2 separate regions of the Homo sapiens genome follow, and region 2 is linked to region 1. Evidence: chromatin contacts called from ENCODE Hi-C data. All regions are on one chromosome and are shown on one strand. Each heading gives the region's core, a stretch centred on a gene start or an enhancer-like site at or near the end of the contact. The rest is flanking DNA. Distances are from core to core; before and after follow the strand shown. Region 1 overlaps LOC105377043 (a long non-coding RNA gene). Region 2 has its middle 82 kb from the start of CTNNB1.

Evidence for each region. A loop is a pair of places that touch in the nucleus more often than their neighbours do.
Region 2: a loop to region 1 is called in a map of cardiac septum, with 2.9 times the contacts of the local background. The contact joins two enhancer-like sites. A Hi-C loop is called at or near these places in 3 of 168 maps with a recorded cell type or tissue (CD14-positive monocyte, cardiac septum and dorsolateral prefrontal cortex).

What each region holds. Positions count from the first base shown.
Region 1 is chr3:40,778,162-40,784,077 of GRCh38, forward strand. All of the region lies in intron 2 of LOC105377043 (a long non-coding RNA gene), which reads left to right. Among named protein-coding and RNA genes, the nearest start is that of ZNF621, 260 kb to the left of the region's middle. Within about 2 kb of position 2,535, at least 23 of the 41 ENCODE cell types and tissues checked have a DNase peak (open chromatin) inside an H3K27ac peak, as active enhancers do.
Region 2 is chr3:41,115,022-41,120,937 of GRCh38, forward strand. No RefSeq gene overlaps it. Among named protein-coding and RNA genes, the nearest start is that of CTNNB1, 82 kb to the right of the region's middle. RefSeq lists enhancers at 117-411, 2,532-2,661. Within about 2 kb of position 2,535, at least 13 of the 41 ENCODE cell types and tissues checked have a DNase peak (open chromatin) inside an H3K27ac peak, as active enhancers do.

The DNA.
Region 1 (5,916 bases), core at 1,285-3,784:
CCTCCAGACTTACTCCTCCAAGAATTAAGGGGGAAATACGTGTTTTCCAACAAAGGCAGAAACTTCCAGTGATGAAGAAATGATTCCTCAAACCATACTCTGAGAGCATGGATGTGTGCAAAGGGTGTTATCATGCAAAGGGAGGTATTTCAGCTTAAGAAGCAGATGCTGCCCCTTCCTTTGTATGTAAGGAGGAAAGGACACTGGCATTGACTGAGGTAATGTCTATAAAGCACCTGGTATTGTCCTCTTCACTTACAGGGTCTCTGTAAATAAGCGCCCCTTTCTCAAGTCCTATCCTTTCCTCCCCCCACCACCAGGAAGATCTCTTTTCTGTAAAGCAGGCAGTTGTCACACTTCTTCCAGGGGGAATTTGCATTCTAAACCTTCTCTCTGCATTTGCAGGGTGATTAAAGAAGGGGCAGGAAGATGGAAACCAACTAAAGGCTGATAGATACCTTAAGAAAGCAAAAGAGAGCATAAAAGAAAAACTTATCTTTGGCTTAGATTTTGCAACTGTTTATTGCACATCTTCTATGTACTAAGCATTATGCTAGCTTTCACGTTCTATGAGATGAATATTATTTTAATAATAGTAATTATTATTATAGCAGCTAGCATTTATTGAGCATTTACTATTTGCCAACTGTTGTGCAATGTGCTTTACACACACTATTTAATTTTCATATAATCTGAAAAGGTATATACTTTTGTTAGGCCCATCTTGCCAATGAGAAAATGAGGCTTGGGGAGAACTATGAGTCCCAAATCCCACCTGTGTCAGTGCCTTATTGCTTTGGTTCTTTAGACCAGAGGGTTTGCTATTGTGGCTCAAAGGCTCTGGATGTTGTGGCAGTGTAACTCTGAGAAACCTGTTATGAGGCTCTGATGTTATTTGTATTTTTGAAGGCACTGACTAGCTCTGAATCAGAAAGGAAATAGGCAACAAAAAGGATTTCCCTGTTGTAGACAGAGCACGTCAGCTGTATTTGAAACACCGAGACACCCTGAGAGGAGGAACCACCTTTGCCTCATCCCCCTCATTGCTTGAGCTCCCTGAGATCCCATGGCCCTCTTCAGGCCAGACGGTTTTTGACAATCCCAAATAGGGCTTTATGTCACTCAGTGGGTCAGCGTAAGACTGTCACTATCCTTAGCGTCAGGCAAAGAGCTAGAAGGTAGGAGGTGATTTCCTCCCATGTCAATTCTCTTATCCAAGCTTTGAAAGGTGAAGTTTATATTTTACTCTATCCCGAATTCAGACACTGACAACCAGATCTCTCCACCATTGAAGATATTTCCCAAATGCATGGATGTGACTTCTATCTCAGCAATCCCTTCAAGACCTAGAAGTCCACAAGTCCTCTATAGGCCCTCCCATCCTATCTCCTTGTTGTTTCTGCCCATTCAACCAGGGAGAGGTACAGGGTATCATTAAAGACTCTTAGGCCTGGCTGCTTGAGGTGTGGTCCATAGATCGGTGGAGTCAGCACTCCTTGTTAGGCCTCCAGAATCTCAGGCTGAATCAGAACTTATGTTTTTAACAAGATCCCAGGTGGTTCACATATATATTAGAGTTTGAGAAGGACTGCTAAGCCAGTGGTTCTCAAACTTGGCTGCATGCTGGAACCATCTGGGGAGTTTTTTAAAAATACCAGTGCCTGGTCCTACCCCCTGGAGATTCTTATTTTCTTGGTTTGGAGGTTGCTTGGGTAAAGAAGTATTGAAAGGTCCCCAGTGATCCTGGTGTGCCGCTGGGGTTGAGAACCACTGGCTTAGAGAATTGGATAACACCTACTTTAGCTACACTGATGAAATCTAGACGAGCGACCCCCTTGCGGGCGTCCTATCACTTAGAGTGCCGAGGGTGACTACCCTCCAGGACTCTGATTCCAGAGTCAGCCCTGCCTCCTCTCTCCCTGGCAAGGAGGAGCAGGGACCTCTCTATTCTGCAACAAAGGGGGCTTCTTTGGCTTGTTTCATGGGAAGATGGGAGGTGAGGGAGCAGTAGTTTCCAGCTGAAGTGCTTTCATCGCCCTGTGGCCAGGTAACCACAGTCTCTGTCGAAAAAGAAGGCATTACTGGCCAGTGCATCTGAAGGTCAAAAGTACTTGAACATCTTTCCTGAAGGACGGAAAAGCAGTGAAAGGAGTCAGACTTGGCTGCTGCCTGGCCTTGCTTTTATGGGAAAAACAGAAGTTATGGGATGGGAGGAGCGTGAAGAGTGGGTGTTGCCGGCCCTCCTGGCATCACAGCTTGTGAACCATAGCAGTGATGGGCAGTCGCTGTCTTCACTGGCCCTGCCAGGTCCGGAGATCCCTGCAGGGGCACTAAGAATTCACCCACTGCAGAGGCCCCACCTCGAGGCAGTTTCCTGTGTGCAGTTATTTTGGGAACAGGAACTGGATGTTTGGGAGGAAGAAGGGTAGCCAAGGGCCTGGAGGCAGGCGGTGGAGAGGTGAGGCCCAGCAGCTCAGCAACACTGAAAGGGCCCCAATGTCCAGACACCCAGGCAGCTTCCACTTGCCTCCACTCCCAGCACAAAGGCGCAGTCACGTGGCCGCTGGGGCTGCGACTTGAAAGAGCTCCCATTGTCCACGCTGCCTCAGGTTTCAGGGAACCAGACGCTGGGAGGACGGACTTTTTTTTCTTTTTTCTTTTCTTTTTTTTTTTTTAAAGTAACGGGGGCGAAGGCCAACAGCATTTTCGACTCCGGAAGTGGGGTCTACACATGCACACACGCCAAACAGACTTCTCCAAGTTTGTTTTTCTAACACATTGGAAACCACACAGTTCAGGAGAAAATTCATCTCACATGCTGTAGCCTGCTTTCCCGGAACGTGTCCAGAGACTGCTGTGTCAACACTGCCAAACTCAGCAAGCCACTCTCCCAACGGAATGGTGTGATTTGCCAAGGAAAAAACTGAACCCAGAGCCTGGGAGGAGGGAGCCGGGGGCCGGCGGCTAGAGGGGATTGCGCATAGTTCAAAGGGAGGGTGGGCTTCCAATTGGACAAGGCACTTCCCCGATTACACAGCTGTCACTGACCCCTCCAAAGGCCACCGCTGCATCCCCTTGGGCTCCCTGTTCCCAGACAGGGCTGCATTTGTGTGCTCAGCTGCTGACTGTCCTACTCTTAAAGCACTCAGGGTGGGAGTGTGCGGAGGGAGGAATGAGGATGTTTCTCAGCCTTTCTAAGTTCTGCCCCGAGGCAGCTTGGCGGAAGAGGAAAGGGCTTTGGCATCACCGTGACCGGATATTAATGTAGCTCATAGGTCCTAGCTGCATTTGCCTAAAACAAGGATGAGCTCTTCCTCTTTGCAGAGATATTACAAATAGAAAAGATGCTAAGGATGGCGAAGGTGTTTACTACAGGGCAGGGACATAATAGGCGCCCACTGAATATCCGTTTCCTCCCACCGGTTTGTCCCTGGAGGTTGAGTGTGTGGTTCTATCTCTCTTGCTTGGTTTTTAGGAGATAGAGGACAGCTCACCCATAAAGGGAATGTCTTGGATATGGAATTTCACAGTTAAAGCAGCCCCCAGACACCAAGTACAGCGACGAAACTCCTTTTCTTTCTCCCCATGGAATATAAGCCCCAGTTCTACTGGGTGGCAAGAAACATCATCCAGTTTATGTAATGACTCCAGTCATTAATAGGGTTAACTTAGGATCTGCAATTTGCAATTTGGTCACAGTCTAGCCCAAAATGACTGTGGGATTTCTTGCCTCTCCCCGTGCTTTTGTCCTAACTTAGTCTCTGAGGAGCAGGTGGTGAATGGAGGTCTTCGTGACTGGATGTGTGGGAGGGAGCAGCCACCTTGACCTCTTCTACTTTGGGTGCCTGCATGCAGCGTGGTAACCAGCTTCTCCATGCAGGTGGACTGGACGTGGGCAGCCTGCTGAGGAGTGTTGCTCATGTAATTCACACTCTGGGTGTGGCAAGTGGGTGGTCTGGTTTCCAAAAAGTTCCCTTAGAATCAAATCAGTCATGCTTCCTTTCCTCTACCCATCCCAACCAGCATATAAGCTGCACCCTTTTTTGGTGTTTGTCTCCCTGAATTACCTCACTCATCTGGCAACTTTCAAGAGCATGCTGACTCTTTCTGCTGGCTATGTGGGACCTGCAGAGTCTCCTCCACACCACTTGGGGGCTGAAGACAGCCTGATGCCCGTCTCCTGTACCTCTCCTGTACCAGCTCTCTAACACTCTGCTGGCTCCAATGAGGTAGTTCCATGAGATTGCCACTGTCAGAAACCTCTGGAAGAGAAGCAAAGGCCTTCCTCTTCTCTCTCAGCTGTCCTCAGCCCTCATGAGGAACCCTCTCCCACTTCTTGCTCCTTCCTTTGATGATGATGATAATGATGATGATGATGATGATGATGGTGATGATGACAACCTCTGTGTGTGTACGATGGAATATATCGCTCCTCATTCTTGATCTTTAAACTCTTCTCTCCTCAGGCAGAGGGAAAACCTGTCTCTTGCTACCTCTTTGCATCAGGTCTGTCTAGTCTCAAACTCAGAGCTGTGTTCTTTAGCAACTTTAGTGTTAGGAGTCTCTGCTCTCAGTGCTGGGGGGATGTCTGCAGAAATGGATGATCTTGATTTTAGTTTCTATTTGGTGGAGAGTCCCAACAAGAAGCCACCAGGGATCATGAAGGGGCACATTTAATTAATATCTCACTTATCAACCTGCCAGTTTCATCATTTTAAAATTGACTGGTTTCAGGTCCCCTCTCAAGTTGTTCACTAGCTACTGGCAACCATCTCATGGTATGACCTTGAGCACATTACTGCAGATTTCTGAGCTTCGATTTTCCAAGGCTGGATCATCTATAAGTCCCCTTCCAGCTCCAAACTTCTAACATGTATGTGTTTGAGATTCTGGACAAGCCTCTATGTGCTGAGCTCTGGCATCCATATGAAATACAGACAGTCCCCATCAGACTCCAATTTCTCTAGTAATGGAGGGGAGGTCTGGTATAGATTAAATATAATCCACTGATAATCCAAAACCCCACGTTAGCCTTTGGTTTTGATCTCATGTATTAGAGGAGTGAACAAGCTACAAAATTGACCAATTTGAATTCTACCTGTCCCTTCCCCTTCTATCCTCTCAAAGACATGCTAATTTGATCTGTAATGTGGCCAAAGGGCAGACAGTAGAAGGGAGGAGAAGCCAGAGGCATGAAAAATCCCCAAACTGGATCATCCACCCCCTGGATAATGGGCAGCTACCTGAACAGAATGCTCAATGAGGGCTCATCTTTTTTCAAGCCAGCCCTGTCCCCATGCTGCAATAGCTATAATCTCCATGGCAAAAGGCATTAAACCATTGAGTTCCTTAGACAAATTCCACCATTCCTCACTCAATTCACAGGCAGGCTAGATTTATTGAAATTGAGAAATTGTTTAATTGTCATTTGGAAGTAGCAGTCTATTTAAAAGACCTAACCAAAATGCCCATCTGGGGGCCCAGGAACCCGGTTTTCTGCTATCTGAATAAGTACAAGCAAACAGAAACTTGCATAAATTTTTCATGATTGCCTCCATAATTATAAATGTTTTTCTATGAATACCCCTTAAGCTATAAATGTACCCGACTTGTAAATATTGCTAAAATCCCATATGACCTCCTCTGGTCTCTCTCTACACCATAATCTCTTTGGAGTGCTGGGAGTACCCATTTTTGCTAACCATAATCTCTCTATATATCTCTCAGTTTATATCTTTGAAGGAGGAAATTTGATTGGCTCTTGGCTTGACAATGGATAGGCTGCCTTTGGGTCAGAGGAGGATATATTCATTGCCTGCTCTACCCACAGACCCTGCCTGGACAAGGCTGCTCCATGTACCTTAAAACTATGACAACAGTTACTTATACTAGGAGTGGACATCTGAGCTGGTCTGT
Region 2 (5,916 bases), core at 1,285-3,784, 340 kb after region 1:
TACGTGCCAGGAACTGTGCTAAGGCCTTTGTTGGAAATTATTTCATTAAATTCATGTTTAAAAAAAAAAGTAAGTATAATTATTATCTCCATGCTATAGATAAGGAAATTAGGAAAAAAGCCAGGACTTAAACCCAGGTTTAATCACCGTGCCATTAATGAGCACATTACTAGGCCTCTTTGTGCAGGAAAATGTTGCAACAGATTGTCAAGGTCCTTTTCTCCACCCTCTCATCCCTGTCCAATGAACAACCCCAGGCAGCTACCAACAAATTGACCTTCAACCCCTGAACTCAATGATAGGTCTTCGAAACAGCCAGAGTTGAGTTACATGGGGTTAGAAAGGCTGTGCTTATGGAGAGTGACTCTGTCGTTCGTGTAGCTATGGCATGGTTTGCACTCTTGGGGAAGGGGCTTTACCTGCTTAATAACCCTGACCTCTACCCACCCTGCACTCTTCCCTGATTGGATGAGGTCGAAAAAAGCTACTGAGAAGTTCTTGTGTCTTTGGGCTCTGGCAGCCTGCAGGAGACCTGCATTCTTCCCTGCTCCCCAAATGTAGGGTCGGCCCCCACCTGGGGAGGACTGCAATGGTTCAGCAAAGCCTGCTTGAGATGTAAGTCTGTCTAATCATAAGTTTGGTATTTTGATATCCACAGTTGCCACATAGCTAAGGTTCATTCTCTACCATCAGCTTTGCTGGTGAGGATGCTGATTTTCCGTTGTCAATCCAGAGGCTTTCTAGATCTGCCTCAATGATTCAGAATCCAGGTGGAGAAGAGACATGCTATACACTGGACTCAAATTCCAACAACAGAAGTTGTCTTGTACAGAGCAAGAATGGCAAATGGGCTGAGTAAAACTAAGGGAGCCCTAAAAGAGTTAGACTAGTTCTAGGTGCAAATGTCAGTACATAGTCCAACCAATGAGAGTTCAATGACTCAAGATTAAAAAAAAAAAAACAGGCAAAGCAGTGGCTCACAACTATAATCCCAGTGTTGGGAGGCCGAGGCAGGAGGATTGCTTGAGCCCAAGAGTTAGAGACCTCCCTGAGCAATATAGCAAGACTCCGTCTCAACAACAACAAAATTAGCCAGATATGGTGGCACACACCTGTAGTCCCAGCCATTCAGAAGGCTGAGGCAGAAGGATAGCGTGAGCTCAGAAGTTCAAGGCTATAGTGAGCTATGATCACACCACTGCACTCCAGCCTGGGGACAGAGTGAGATCATGTCTCCAAATAAAAAATAAAGATAAATTAAAAAGCACTTTCTACTGTCCCATTACTTGAGTCACAATATTTCAATGCATGCAAAAGTATATATAGGTATTTATCCAAATAGGTAGCTATCTCAGGTGGGTAGGCATATAGGAATTGTGAATTTAGTTTCATTTTTTTCATTTCTTAGGATTTAGAGTCTATTTATGTGATATTTGAGGATCCTGCTTCCATGGACTGACATTCTTGCAAGCCCAAGCACAGAGCTGACTCTGCCAGCATCTTTTCCAGTTCTACCCCACCTATGAGAACCCTAAGAGTTAGGGACCACACAGGACAGATCAACCCTCTTTGTGATCCTGGCTGTGCCACTTATCACATTCAGCCTGTTTCCTCCTCTGGAAAAGAAAAATAGCAGGACGTCCCTTGCAAGGTATTTTTGAGGACTAATTGATAAGTGCAAACAATTTCTGAATGTTTATAGTCTTAGTTTGAAGGAATAAAACTTAAGTGGAGTTAAAGATAAAGGGCAAAAAGACCAATGAGAGAAAAGGGGCTAGAGACCATGTGGGGATTTAGTGGATTTAGTGCTGCTTGGAGGAAAGCCCCTGGGCAAAACAAGATTAACTTCTACAATCTTCTCCAGATTCTGAGAATGCACCAGATCACGGAGCCTAAGACCAATGTCTTGGTATTTGGCCTACACCTTACCACACAATCGTGCATTAAAAGCATAGCTCAGGGTCAACAGGACCCCCTGGTTTCCTGTGTGTCAGTCTGGCCTTCCCAGTCAGAACACAAGCTCCTTGTCTCACACGGGGCGTCTCTGTGTGCCCCGCAGCCCTGGGTGCAGAGCAGACCCTCAATAAATATTTGCAGATTGTCTGCTGGGAACGAGGCCTGACTTACTCCAGCTGCATCACAGACCTTCTGCCACCTCTGGGGCCCGTGGCTGCCTTTCAGACCTCAATGATACAGACGAAATGTGATTGCTACCAACTGTGGATAAAATAACCGTTTCCTTATACTCCAAGGGGAGAAAAAGCCAAGGTAGAGGCCTGGAAGGCTGTGGTGGCCACTGCAACAGGGCCCATGTGAATATCACAGACCTTCCATTTCTGTGACATAGGGAAAGGTCAGGTGAATGCTGACTTTTCTGGCTGGCTGGGGCATTACCAGGGCAGTGCAGCAGGGCCCATAGGAGAAAAAAATGGATGGGAGGACAGGAAGTCACCAAAGAGCCCTGCATTCTGCAATGATGTGGCGCTCTGACCACGCCCAGCCGCCCAGCAGCTCCAGCGAGGAAACAACTTCCTTTTGTGGTCTGACCCTGGCTGGCCGCCAGGGCTTCAACAAGAGCCTTGTGATGTGCACTTTTGAAATGTGTTGGTGGTGCGGAATGGCATGTCTAACTCGTGTTTAGTGCCCTTCAGCGTTTACGTCTCTTTCCCACGCCCACTGACGCAGACTGGCTGCATGTGGGGAGCTGGGGTAGTCGGCCAACCCAATGCCTGACCTTGTGGCCGGGGCACTTGAGACACGCTTCCTTTTCCCCTAAACCTGGCCTCAGTCAGGCCAAGGGTACGGCTCCCTGAAAGGACAAAGAAAAGAGAAAAGGAAGCCTGACTGATACTAGCTGCCAGACAGGCATTATGTTGTTTTTAATCTTCATGACAATTCTGTGGGGTTTTATGGCCTCCCTTTTACAGATGGGGAAACTGAGGTTCAGAGAAGTTAAATCTTTTTCTCAGGGTAAACACAATTAGAGCATGGGGAGCAGGGACTCCACCCTAGCCTGTCTCCTCCAATGATCAGACTCTTTCCAGACACCACAACTCCTCTCTTAAGACCCCAGGGTCACTCTCCTTGGGGTCAGAGGCAGCCACACTCCATGTTTCTATTGCCTGCATCCACGTCACAGATCAGAGTTTGAGAAGGGTCAGAGTCAGCCAGGTCAGTTCTCTCCATGCCCATACTTTGCTTTAAAGGCTTTTCACTCGATTTGGGTTGTTAATTCTCAAAGTATGTCCGTCAACGTGCAAAAGTTACTGTGCATATTCTTTTCCCACTGTTTTCTTGTTTTTCTGTTGTTTGTTACCTAAGGTAGCTCCTGCCAGTCTCTGTGTGTACTAGGCAATTCGTGCATTGCTATAAAGAAATACCTGAGACTGGGTAATTTATAAAGAAAAGAGGTTTAATTGATTCACAGTTCTGCAGGCTGTCCAGGAAGCATGGCAGCATCTGCTTCTGAGGAGGCTGAGGAGGCTTTTACTCATGGCAGAAGGCAAAGCAAGAGCAGGCACGTCACATGGTGAGAGCAGGAGCAAGAGAGAGAGAGTGCTAGGGGAGAGGTCCCACATACTTTTAAACAACCACATCTCACAAGAGCTCACCACTATCGTAAAGACTACACCAAGCCATGAGAGATCCGCCCCCGTGACCCAAACACCTCCCACTAGCCCCACCTCCAGCACTGGGGATTATAATTCAACATGAGATTTGGGTGGAGACAAATATCCAAACTACATCACTGTGGAAACACCAGCAAGTTGTCTGAGTGGTCTCTAGGAAACCCAAACCCCAACCAGTGGATGATAAATAGCCCCTCGTTTGTGAAGTGCTAACACCTTGGTGACACAGCCCTTCACGTCCCCTCCACTCACGTGATCTGGGAGGAGCTGCTCCAACCACACAGCCCCTGCCTTGGGCTAGTGCCCTCAGGAGATTAGAGTTCGAAGGCACATTGTTTATTTGGGAGGTAATCCCAGGAAATTCCAATAGGATAGTAAGGAAAGTGAGACGGGGAAGGAAAGGACAGTACAGGGGGTGTTCCTGATCAAGATGCCTCTGTGCGCAACTGGGCTCAGTCCCATGATGGCTCTCTGGGAGACTGGATAGGACATGCCTCAGAGTTGTGCCATCCAAGGGACAAGGAAGCTGGTGCATTTGCACACCAGTCATTGGTTTAGGGCTGCTCCCAGGTCAAAGTCCCTAGGCAGAGAGAGACATGTGGCTGCACACTTGTGGTGGCTCATACCTATAATCCCAACAATTTTGGAGGCCAAAGCAGAAGGATCACTTGAGTTCAGGAGATCAAGACCAGCCTGGGCAACATAATGAGACCTCATCAATACAAAAAAACTAAAAATGAAAAAATTAGCAAGACATGGTGGCCTGCACCTGTAGTCCTAGCTACTTGGAAGGCTAAGGTGGGAGGATGGATTGAGCCCAGGAGTACGAGGTTATAGTGAGTTATGATCACACCACTGCTCTCCAGCCTGAGTGAGACCCTGTCTCTTAAAAAGGAAAAAATTGCATGCTTGAGGTCAGCAGGTATATGGAAATAAAAGGTGCCATGGGAGATGGGCAGCTGCCAAGAGCACAGCAGGAGCCTCCATGGTGGTGCCATACAGGCTACCAGGAATGCAGGACAAAGCTCTTGCCCTCTTCCCTTCCTCCTCCTTGTTGGTTTAAATTTGGAAGATGCTACAGCAAGGGCTGTAGGCTGCCTTGTCTGCCTGCCTGCACACTTTCTCAGGGATCTCAGACCAGGGAAGAAACCATTAGGGGACCCTGTCCAGATTGGTGGAGTCTGAGGAGATAAAGATGGGGCACGTGGACTGGTAATCACTCAAAGGCAAACCTTCCAGAGAGCAGAAGAGGACTGACCCAGAGATCCCTTGATGAACCTAGCACATCTGCTAAGTGACCACTTGACAAGCTGAAAGACTGCAGTGAAAGCCTGCAACAATTGTAAGATTTCCAAACTTTTCCCAGGAGTTGTCCGCTAGAAGCAAAGATGACTGCAAAACAGAATCAAGCATGGCTCCTCTTATAAACACAGGGTGGGGTTGGGGCACAGGAAGAAGGAATTATTTGCAGCCTGTGGGAGGGGTGAAGGGTGCTGTGCCCCATTCCTTTACTATCCAGCAAGGAAATGACTGCCTCCTTTTCCTCCCATCGACAATCCTCCTCCTTCCTTCTGTTTCTGTTTGTCTGGATTCCCTCCGCTTATCCCTGCGGGCTTCTTATCCCCATCTGGTCTCTCTCTCCTCCTTCTCCCCACTCCCCAGCCTCCTCTTTTTGTGTCTCCCGGGGCCACTGGGTCCCGAAGGTGCCACATCATTATCTCCTGTCTTACTGCTCTCCCTTCATTCTCTCTCACTCTCCCCCGCCTTTCCCTGGGCTCCCAAAGGCTCCTTCCTCATCCCTTTTTAGAGACTTGTGTGTGCCTCTGTGAAGGGTTTGGAGTTCCCGCAATAGGAGATGCATACATAATTAGTGGGAGGGAACGAGGCATATGTGTCCCAGTGGCATGTTGCCTGTGTAGGTTGCAAATGGAGGCCTGGCAGCCTCGTCCAGTGCCAAGAACTGCTCTGAGCATCAGTCACCAGCAGCCTTCCATTCAACCACCTCCTTTTAGCCACGATCAACATTTCAAAAGGGAACGCACAAGGCCTACAGTAGGTTCCTATAATTCACCCAAGGGTTGAGCCTGCCGCTGGGAGACAAGCTGCATTCTTCTCTCTGAGTGAGCTATTTTTAAGAATGCTCCCCCTTCGTTTCCAGTTCCCATTTCAGCCCAAGCACTGAATTAGATTCTTTCTTCATTTTGTAGGCCCCCGCCTCTGTTATTATATAAAACCATTTCAGCCCTTAAGGAGTTGGCATCTGACATCCACAGCTTCTGAATCCCCA